3 separate regions of the Homo sapiens genome follow, and all the other regions are linked to region 1. Evidence: chromatin contacts called from ENCODE Hi-C or POLR2A ChIA-PET data. All regions are on one chromosome and are shown on one strand. Each heading gives the region's core, a stretch centred on a gene start or an enhancer-like site at or near the end of the contact. The rest is flanking DNA. Distances are from core to core; before and after follow the strand shown.

The links. A loop is a pair of places that touch in the nucleus more often than their neighbours do. ChIA-PET counts read pairs that join two places held with the same protein, here RNA polymerase II (POLR2A).
Region 2: a map of chondrocyte shows a loop between it and region 1 (1.8-fold over the local background). The contact joins two enhancer-like sites. A Hi-C loop is called at or near these places in 1 of 168 maps with a recorded cell type or tissue (chondrocyte). POLR2A ChIA-PET finds 5 or more read pairs at or near these places in 4 of 52 experiments (AG04449, AG04450, SK-N-SH and 1 more).
Region 3: a map of chondrocyte shows a loop between it and region 1 (2.6-fold over the local background). The contact joins two enhancer-like sites. A Hi-C loop is called at or near these places in 3 of 168 maps with a recorded cell type or tissue (CD14-positive monocyte, chondrocyte and heart right ventricle). POLR2A ChIA-PET finds 5 or more read pairs at or near these places in 3 of 52 experiments (AG04450, Panc1 and activated T-cell).

The regions. Positions count from the first base shown.
Region 1 is chr2:109,283,764-109,286,388 of GRCh38, reverse strand. All of the region lies in intron 1 of SH3RF3 (SH3 domain containing ring finger 3), which reads right to left. It also overlaps a transcript of RANBP2 not described here. Among named protein-coding and RNA genes, the nearest start is that of MIR4266, 29 kb to the left of the region's middle. Within about 2 kb of position 1,309, at least 4 of the 41 ENCODE cell types and tissues checked have a DNase peak (open chromatin) inside an H3K27ac peak, as active enhancers do; they include heart right ventricle, where a contact is called at or near this core.
Region 2 is chr2:109,170,302-109,172,926 of GRCh38, reverse strand. The region is part of intron 1 of SH3RF3 (SH3 domain containing ring finger 3); the gene reads right to left. It also overlaps a transcript of RANBP2 not described here. Among named protein-coding and RNA genes, the nearest start is that of MIR4265, 30 kb to the right of the region's middle. Within about 2 kb of position 1,311, at least 24 of the 41 ENCODE cell types and tissues checked have a DNase peak (open chromatin) inside an H3K27ac peak, as active enhancers do.
Region 3 is chr2:109,208,153-109,210,777 of GRCh38, reverse strand. The region is part of intron 1 of SH3RF3 (SH3 domain containing ring finger 3); the gene reads right to left. It also overlaps a transcript of RANBP2 not described here. Among named protein-coding and RNA genes, the nearest start is that of MIR4265, 68 kb to the right of the region's middle. Within about 2 kb of position 1,322, at least 5 of the 41 ENCODE cell types and tissues checked have a DNase peak (open chromatin) inside an H3K27ac peak, as active enhancers do; they include heart right ventricle, where a contact is called at or near this core.

The DNA of each region.
Region 1 (2,625 bases), core at 60-2,559:
TGCCTTTGAATTGCAACCAAGGGCCCCCTGGAGTGACCACTGCGTGGGCAGCACACCTTCATTCTTCTTACAGGAGGGTCAAACACATCCCTTGACCACACTTTTCCATCATCATAAGGAAATCTGCTGATGGCAGAGCATTACCTCCCTCAGAGAAACAGAATGCTGCCTATCCCTTTGCCAGGCCCTTACTTTAAGAACTGAAAGTGAAATGAAATCCTTGAATAAAGTGACTTGGAAAATCCACAGGTACAAAGCACCAGGCCTGCAGGGTCCAAGCACCTTCCTACTGCCATGTAATGATAGGCACCTGAATGTCCACCTCTCCATGTCAGAAACACCATTGATTCTAAGCAGCAGATCAGGCTTCCACCAGCCTCTGATGTGTCCTGGCTTATCCTAGGCAAACTGTCCTGCAGGCCATGGACCCTCAGAACCCAGGGCAGAAAAGAGGAAAACCGGGTGAGTGGACAAAAATCTGAATGCAGTAGAAGGAGGCACGCTGGGGGCATGGGAGGAAGGGAGTGGTCAGGCTTGGAGCCACGCAGAGGCAGTGAAGCCAACAAGGCCAGGACTGGAAGGAGGATGCTCTCTAACACACAGACTCACACCCTGCCAGGTCTGGATCCAGGTTCCACAAGGCATCAGCTTGCTCACACTGGACCAGGCTCAGGGACAGATGCAAAAGCAAGCTTTCATGAGCCCCAAGTGAACTTTTCCCCATAGGACACTCAGAGAGGACTGACACAGATGACAGGTTAGGCTCCCCACAGAGCACAGACACACTCCGGGGCTTGACCGTGGCCAGAACATGACGCACCACCTCAGCCTCTGGGCTCCCACCGCCAGGCAAGCGATTGCCCTGCAGTCCAAGTGCCCCAGCATGCACTGTTAATATATGAATACCACGTCCAGACACACTAACAAAAACGCACGGCACAGCAGGCACACTGCACTGGAGAATCAGCGGTTTGTGCCTCAAGTCTAATTAAGACAAAAGTTTTGTGCGTTGGCCGTGGAAAGGCATGCTAATGACTCACAAGCTGGCTTAACCCCACCATGAACACCTGTATTTCAGCAGCTTCCCAGGAGGTTATGAGGAGGTGTGGAAAGGGGAAGCTGTCCTGCCCTTCACACTGAGTGGATCTGCAAGCACAGGGCAGGGCAACTCAGTCTCCAAAACCAGAAGGCCAGTGCCAGGCTCAATTTGTTCCTTCTTTAAAGCAGCTTCCATAGAAAGCCTCACTGTCACCCCTACTCCAGACCCTGGGCTCTTTCCAGACTGGGCTAAGGGGTGACAGCTGCCTGGGCCTCTTCCAGGACAGGGCTGTGTGGCCGGCCATGGAGCAGAGGCCCCGCGGCACAGCGCACAGACAACGTCCTCCCAGAGGCAGCTGTTCCCCACATTGACTTCACTTCTGATGGCACAAGGCCAGAATGTCTTTCATTAGTTTCCCAAACTCTGTCATCAGGGAAGCAGACGAGCCCAGTGTGGATTTTTTAAAGTCAGCACGTTCAAGAGCATCAACCTACATGAAGCCACACATCCTTAAACACACACACCCCACACACATGTCATCTGACACGAGGCCACACATCCTTAAGCACACACACTCCACACACATGTGCTTAGCCATGCGGGGACTTCACCTGCAGAGGTGTGCACAGAAGATGATCTGCCTGGCCTAGACTGGGAAGGGTCTCAAAAAAATCACTAAAGCCTCAAAAACATGGTCTAACCCATGACATTGGCAATGGTCTCCCATGCACTTCTAGATGCCACTCTATGCCCTTCATCCAGCCAAAACCACCCTGTGACTGCTCCACACATAATTCAAACACAGGGTTTCCTGCAGCAGATGTGACTCCAGTGGCTTCCAAGGCTGGACGAGAGGAGAGTGATGGGAGGGGTGTGTCCCCTTCTGCATGCCTGCCTCCCAGTCCACACGCCCTAGACCAGCCACCTTTGGGAATAAGGTCCTGCCCCACAATTGCCAAATTCCATTGATTTCATCTCCTGCAGCTTGTCTGATAATTTTGGTTGCTATCAGTCCCTGAATGCTTTAAGAATAAAAATGCCTTTCAGTAATACTCATGGCTACTAATACAGTGAAGATGCTCAAGGAAATGAACACCCACCAAAATGACAAGATCACCAAAAAGAAATTCCTGAGGGTCACACCACACTTGAGAAAACTGCAGGCCCCAACCCCCTTCCCCTGGGACCGCCCCTCTGTAAGACCCTGGGCTGAGTACCTGAGGGATGTGTTCGTTCAAGGTCTTTCATTACGGTGGATCTGGGAAGGCCAGGGGGCAGGACAAGGGAGGTGACAGCAAGTGAGAAGGCAGCCCAATGCCACCCTCCCCTCGGCTTTCCTACCCAGGGCAAGCTCTCCTGGAAAAACACCCACGGGCAGAGGTGTGGGGACAGGAGGGAGGCGGAAACACGGCCTCCCCAAGTGAGATGGAATCTGGGGGTCATTTGATAAGCGCTTCACCAGCTGATGCATATAGAATACTCACTCCCCAGCATCCCCAGTGGCTCAGCAGCAAGACTGGCAAATCCTCCCAGGGAGCAGAGAGAACAAACACAAGGAGCCAGGCAGAGAGCCAAGTTCAAATCCC
Region 2 (2,625 bases), core at 62-2,561, 110 kb after region 1:
ATACCCACAGACAAGCAATTGCTTTGAACATGCACGTTTATTTTGGAAGAGAAATACTGGACTCAGCTAAGGCAGTGCTCTTCTACAATACTCACCAGTCGAGGCTTCGTGCTGGCACTGGGAAACTTAGACCACTTCCGTAACCCACATGCAGTTTGGTTTCTTAGCTAGGACAAAAAGTCCAGCATCCCTGCCAGAGCTCAACATGGGCAGACATGTGTCCCCATTTCTAAGACAAGGAAAATGAGAGCCCAGCAGTATCAGATCCCAAACAATTGCTTCCTGCTATGGGCTCCGGAGAGGTGATGCTGCTGATTCAAAACACCAGCCTGGGTGGCCAGGTGCAGCCCAATAATCCACACTGTTTGGAATAACAAGAGCTAGGACGGGACAAGCGGAGGGAGGTAAGAAAGGAAAATTACACCATTAAGGACTATTTTCACTGCAAACACCAAGAGGATAAAAGTTTGCTATCTCAATAAACGTATTTTAATGTTTTTAGGTTACAGTCACAGAAAAAGGAAGACCTCCAGGAGCAGGGAGAGGACGGCTGAGCTCCGTGCATGGTGAAGAGGGGTTTGACCGCTGGCTCGCGCATTTCCACGCTGTTTGCAAGGTCCTTGTCAGGAGAGAAACAGCACAGGCCACACGCAGCTGTTGCCCACAGATCCCTGTGGCGGCTGATACTTCAGACGCTGTGCTCAGAGGCCTGGCTGCCAGAGGACCCTGGTCTGAGAGCTAATGCACAGCTCACTCATCGGCATATTCCAGATGGCTCCGGGAGACCTGCTCCCCACCCGCTCTGCCCCAGGTCATTGCCTGGAACTGGGAAATGACGTGCATATCAAGTTTTCCCTCGTGCTCCAAACCAAGCAACCAAACAGGCCCTCATGGAGCCCACAGTGCTGGGCCCTGCCTTTTATTGGGAAACGGGCGACTCAGCTGAGAATCACGCTGAAAATAAACAAGCTCACCACAGCGAAAGGAGGGAGTCAAGGCTGGGCTCGGCACATGCATGCCCTTTATGGGAACACAGAATGGGAGTTTCAAAGTGAATCCATATAAAACACAAATAGAACATCTTCATTCCTGGATGACAGGCCAGCTTGGGGCAGGCAGCCACTCCCCGCTGCAAGTGAGCGTGGCCGGGATGCACGGCAGGGAGCCAGCCAGCGTGGGCACCAGGAGGGCAGCGCCAGGCGCAGGGGCTGGGCCTCTGGAAGGCATTAGCTGCACCGAACTCCCAAAGGCCCAGACTAAACAGCCCTGGAGCCCTGGATTCATTCCCGCACAGGAAATGTCTCAGAGGCAGCTCTGCACAGACCAGGGGCGGCGAGAAGGAAATAGCTCCCTGTGCTCCGTGTTCTAATGCACTTCCCTGGCCCGCCGCGGGCGAAGCCACAGCGCTGACCATACCCGCGAGCCCAGCAGCAGTGAGGGGTCGGGGTAGGGGGGCAAGCGTGGAGCAGGAGGGGAAGCATTTTTGTTAGGAAGAGTATTTCAAGTCAATATGCAGATAATTTTCTCCGAATATTCATAGTCACTAACAACAAATAGCCATCATTTTGTATAGAGATGACAAAAACTTTGAATTCTTAACAGGCTATAGATAAGAAATAGATATGACAAGGAAATAAAAGGACATTCAACTCTACATATATAACCAAAACAACCAAATACATGTAAGCAAATACAGCCATAATATGGTTATATTTGGTGATGTATGTACTTTATATACATAAATAAACCAAAAAATGTACATATATATAAAACAAAACAAAACCTGAATGATCTAGGTGCTGCAGATTACTGAGGAAGAGATAAGTCACACAGCAAGTGAGCTACATAAAACCAGGATGCCCATGAACCAAACCAGGACACAGACTCCCCCAGCCCCCAGCACCTGGCATGCAGGTGTGCCTCCCGGGCTTGGTTCCTGTGGGGAGCGCCCTGTGTGCCTCTGTGCCTCAGCACCCAGCCCGGTGTGGGCTACCTGCAGGCAACAGCTGCTTAGTGAGGTGATTTATCAGTCCTCTTTGAACAGAGGAAGGTGACGCAAGGTAGCTTACTGAGGGGAGAAAAGCGCCCTCTCTGTTCACAGGTAAACTATGCCCTGTGCACCTGGATGTCAGCTTCCTGAGAGAAACAGATGGGTCATCCGCACCCCTTGAGCCCCAGTGCCTGGCACATGGTCAATGCCCAACAAATATTTATTTAATTAACAAATAACAACCTCAGACTGTGGAGCAGGATGAACCCTTAGGAAATATTCTGTTTGACCAGGCACAGTGGCTCGCACCTGTAATCCCAGCGCTTTGGGTGGCCGAGGCGGGTGGATCACGAGGTTGAGGTCAGGAGATCGAGACCATCCTGGCCAACATAGTGAAACCCCATCTCTACTAAAAATACAAAAATTAGCCAGGCATGGTGGTGTGCGCCTGCAGTCCCAGCTACTCAGGAGGCTGAGGCAGGAGAATCACTTGAACCCGGGAGGCGGAGGTTGCAGTGAGCCGAGATTGTGCCACTGCACTCCAGCCTGGGCAACAGAACAAGATGTGGTCAAAAAAGAAAGAAAGAAAGGAAAGAGAGAGAGAGAGGAGAGAGAGAGAGGAGAGAAGAGAAGAG
Region 3 (2,625 bases), core at 73-2,572, 76 kb after region 1:
AGAAGCAGTCGACTAATTCACAGCATTTCTCCCTTTCCTCCCTGCCTACACCCAGAGAGAACCCCGGGAGGAAAACCCAACCTCCTTCCTGGGCCTCCCACCTGGAGTAAGCTCATCAGACCCCACCTCTCCCCTTACTCCAGGCCCCACCAGGCCCAGGCACTTCCCTGAGCTGGACACAATCCACACCTGCAGAGCCACCTGCTTAGGCCATTTGCCCTGAGCTCTTGAAAGCCCCAGATGTCCCATCTCATTGTCTGGTTGGTGTTACTCCAGCCACTGTCTCCCTGGGATGCAGCTCCAGCAGTCTCCAGGCTGCTGGGCAACTCTGAAAACAACATGTAGCCTCACTGTGCTCAATGCCTACAGACAAAACGAGGGAGCACGGAAAAGACCAGGCTTTCCCGCTTTGGACTTCACAGATCAGTGACATTAAAAATCTTGAAATATCATTTTTAGGTCTATACTCAAAAAAACTCAAAGCAAGGACTCAAACAGATGTTTGTACACCTACACGCATAGTGACATTATTCCCAACAGCCAAAAGGCAGAAACACCCAAATGTCTGTGAACAGATGAATGAATACACAAAATGTGGTCTAGCCATACAATGGAATATTATTCAGCATGAAGGAGGAAGGAGATTGTGACGCATGCGGCTATGTCGATGAATCCTGAGGACCCTGTGCTAAATGAAATAAGCCAGACACAAAAGGACAAATACTGTTTGACTCTGCGGTCCCTAGAATAGTCATTCACAGAGACAGAAAGTATAACAGAGGTTACTGGGGGGGCTGAGCGTGGAGGAGTTCGTGTTTAATGGGGACACAGTTTGGAAAGGTGTTGCTCAGAAATAGTGGCAGTGGTTACAAAACAGGGGGGACGTACTTAATGCCACTGAACTGTAGACTTAAAAATGGTAAAATTTATGTAATATATGTTTTGTCACAATAATAAATCTTGGAATACTGGAGTGTCCAATTTGTCATTCTACCAAGTAAGCACAGGAGGTGAACAAACCATTTACTCTCACCTAGGGTTTGTAAATAGATTTTTCCATCTAAAAAGCTACATTTTGTAGTGACTCATGCTTTAGAAATGGGTCCTGCTTGCCAGAGGAGCAGTCGACTGATTCACAGCGTTTCTCCCTTTCCTCCCCACCTACACAGCAGGGAGTGGATAGGAAACTCAAAAGGAAGGAAAATCTTCCCCATGAGAGCTAGGAACTTTCCTCAGATAACACACTGCACAGTTCTCGCCTCCCTTGCTGTACCCAGGCCTGCTCTCCCAGCTCAGGAGTGTTTGCAGCTCTCCCAACCCATGGCATCACATAAGCAGCTTGGAATCGGCCAGGTGGGAGTGTTTACACCCTGGAAATGGACAAACACTATCACTCAGGGCATCTTCCTAGGAAGCCAACTGTTAAACGTTTGCCAGCACACCACTGGAGCCAAGAAAACTCAGTCATGGTCACCAAAATCACCCGCGCAGGACCTGGCACAAGGGAATCTCTGAATGTGATGACCTCTCAGTTTTCCTACAGCCCATAAACAGGTGTTGATGCCACGGCATATGAGACCACCAGCCTCAGGTACACAACTATGATGCCCAGGCAGACCACAGCACAGAGGGTTTGGACCCACTTCCCAGTGGCAACAGTAGAAAAAGTTGGGCAACATTTGTGGGTTTTGTTTAAGGTACTGGCTGCCACGGAAAGTTGGTGTGGGTCTACAGGTGCTGGGGCCAGCACTGCCACTCTGGGTCCATATGTCCGTGTTGATGTCGGGCCTCTGTGAACATGAACCCCACCTGCCCATGGCCAAAGACACCTCTGTCTGATGGCCTGGATCCTACAGTCCTTCTCCAGATGCCCACACTGGCCCTCTTTAAGGATCTTCTCTAGCAGGCCAGTAAGAGAGAATGAACCTGAATTTGCCTTTTCCTGGAGATGCTTAAGTATCTCATGCTTGAGACATCTGCTCAACACATGTATTTCTAGGGCAAGATTCCCTTGACCTCACTTCCTCTGACAAGGAAATTAGACACTGGCATATTCCCACAGCAACAGTACAGGATTACAGAAAAAACAGTATTCTGGTTATCTATTGTTACATAACAAACTTGCTCCAAACTTAGTGTATTAAAACAGTAAAGTCAAATGACTGCTTACAAATATGCAACTTGAACAGAGCTTGGTGGGAACAGCTCTGCTGCAGGTGGGTCGGTTGGTGCTGGTGGCTCCACTTCCAAGAAAGCTCAATCACATGGAGCTTAGCTGTAACTGTTACTGGGAGCCTTTGCCCTTCTCCACAGGGCTTCTTGGGCTTCCTCACATGATGGCTGGGCTCCTAGACAGCAAGTGTTCCAAGATACAGGAAGCATAAGCTGCCCATCCCTGAAGACCGAGCATGGGAAACTTCTGCTGTATTTGATTGGTCAAAGCAGCCATGGAGCCCAGGTTTAAGGGAAGGGATATGCCCCACCTGCAGGTGGCAGGAGTGTCTGTGGATCTGCAATTCTGCAACCATATCGAATCCATCACATGAAGATGTGAACTAAAACCTCAGCTTTGCTCTGCCAGCAGAGCCAGGTAGGTGCCACAGGGCAGTTGCATGCTGTCTCAGC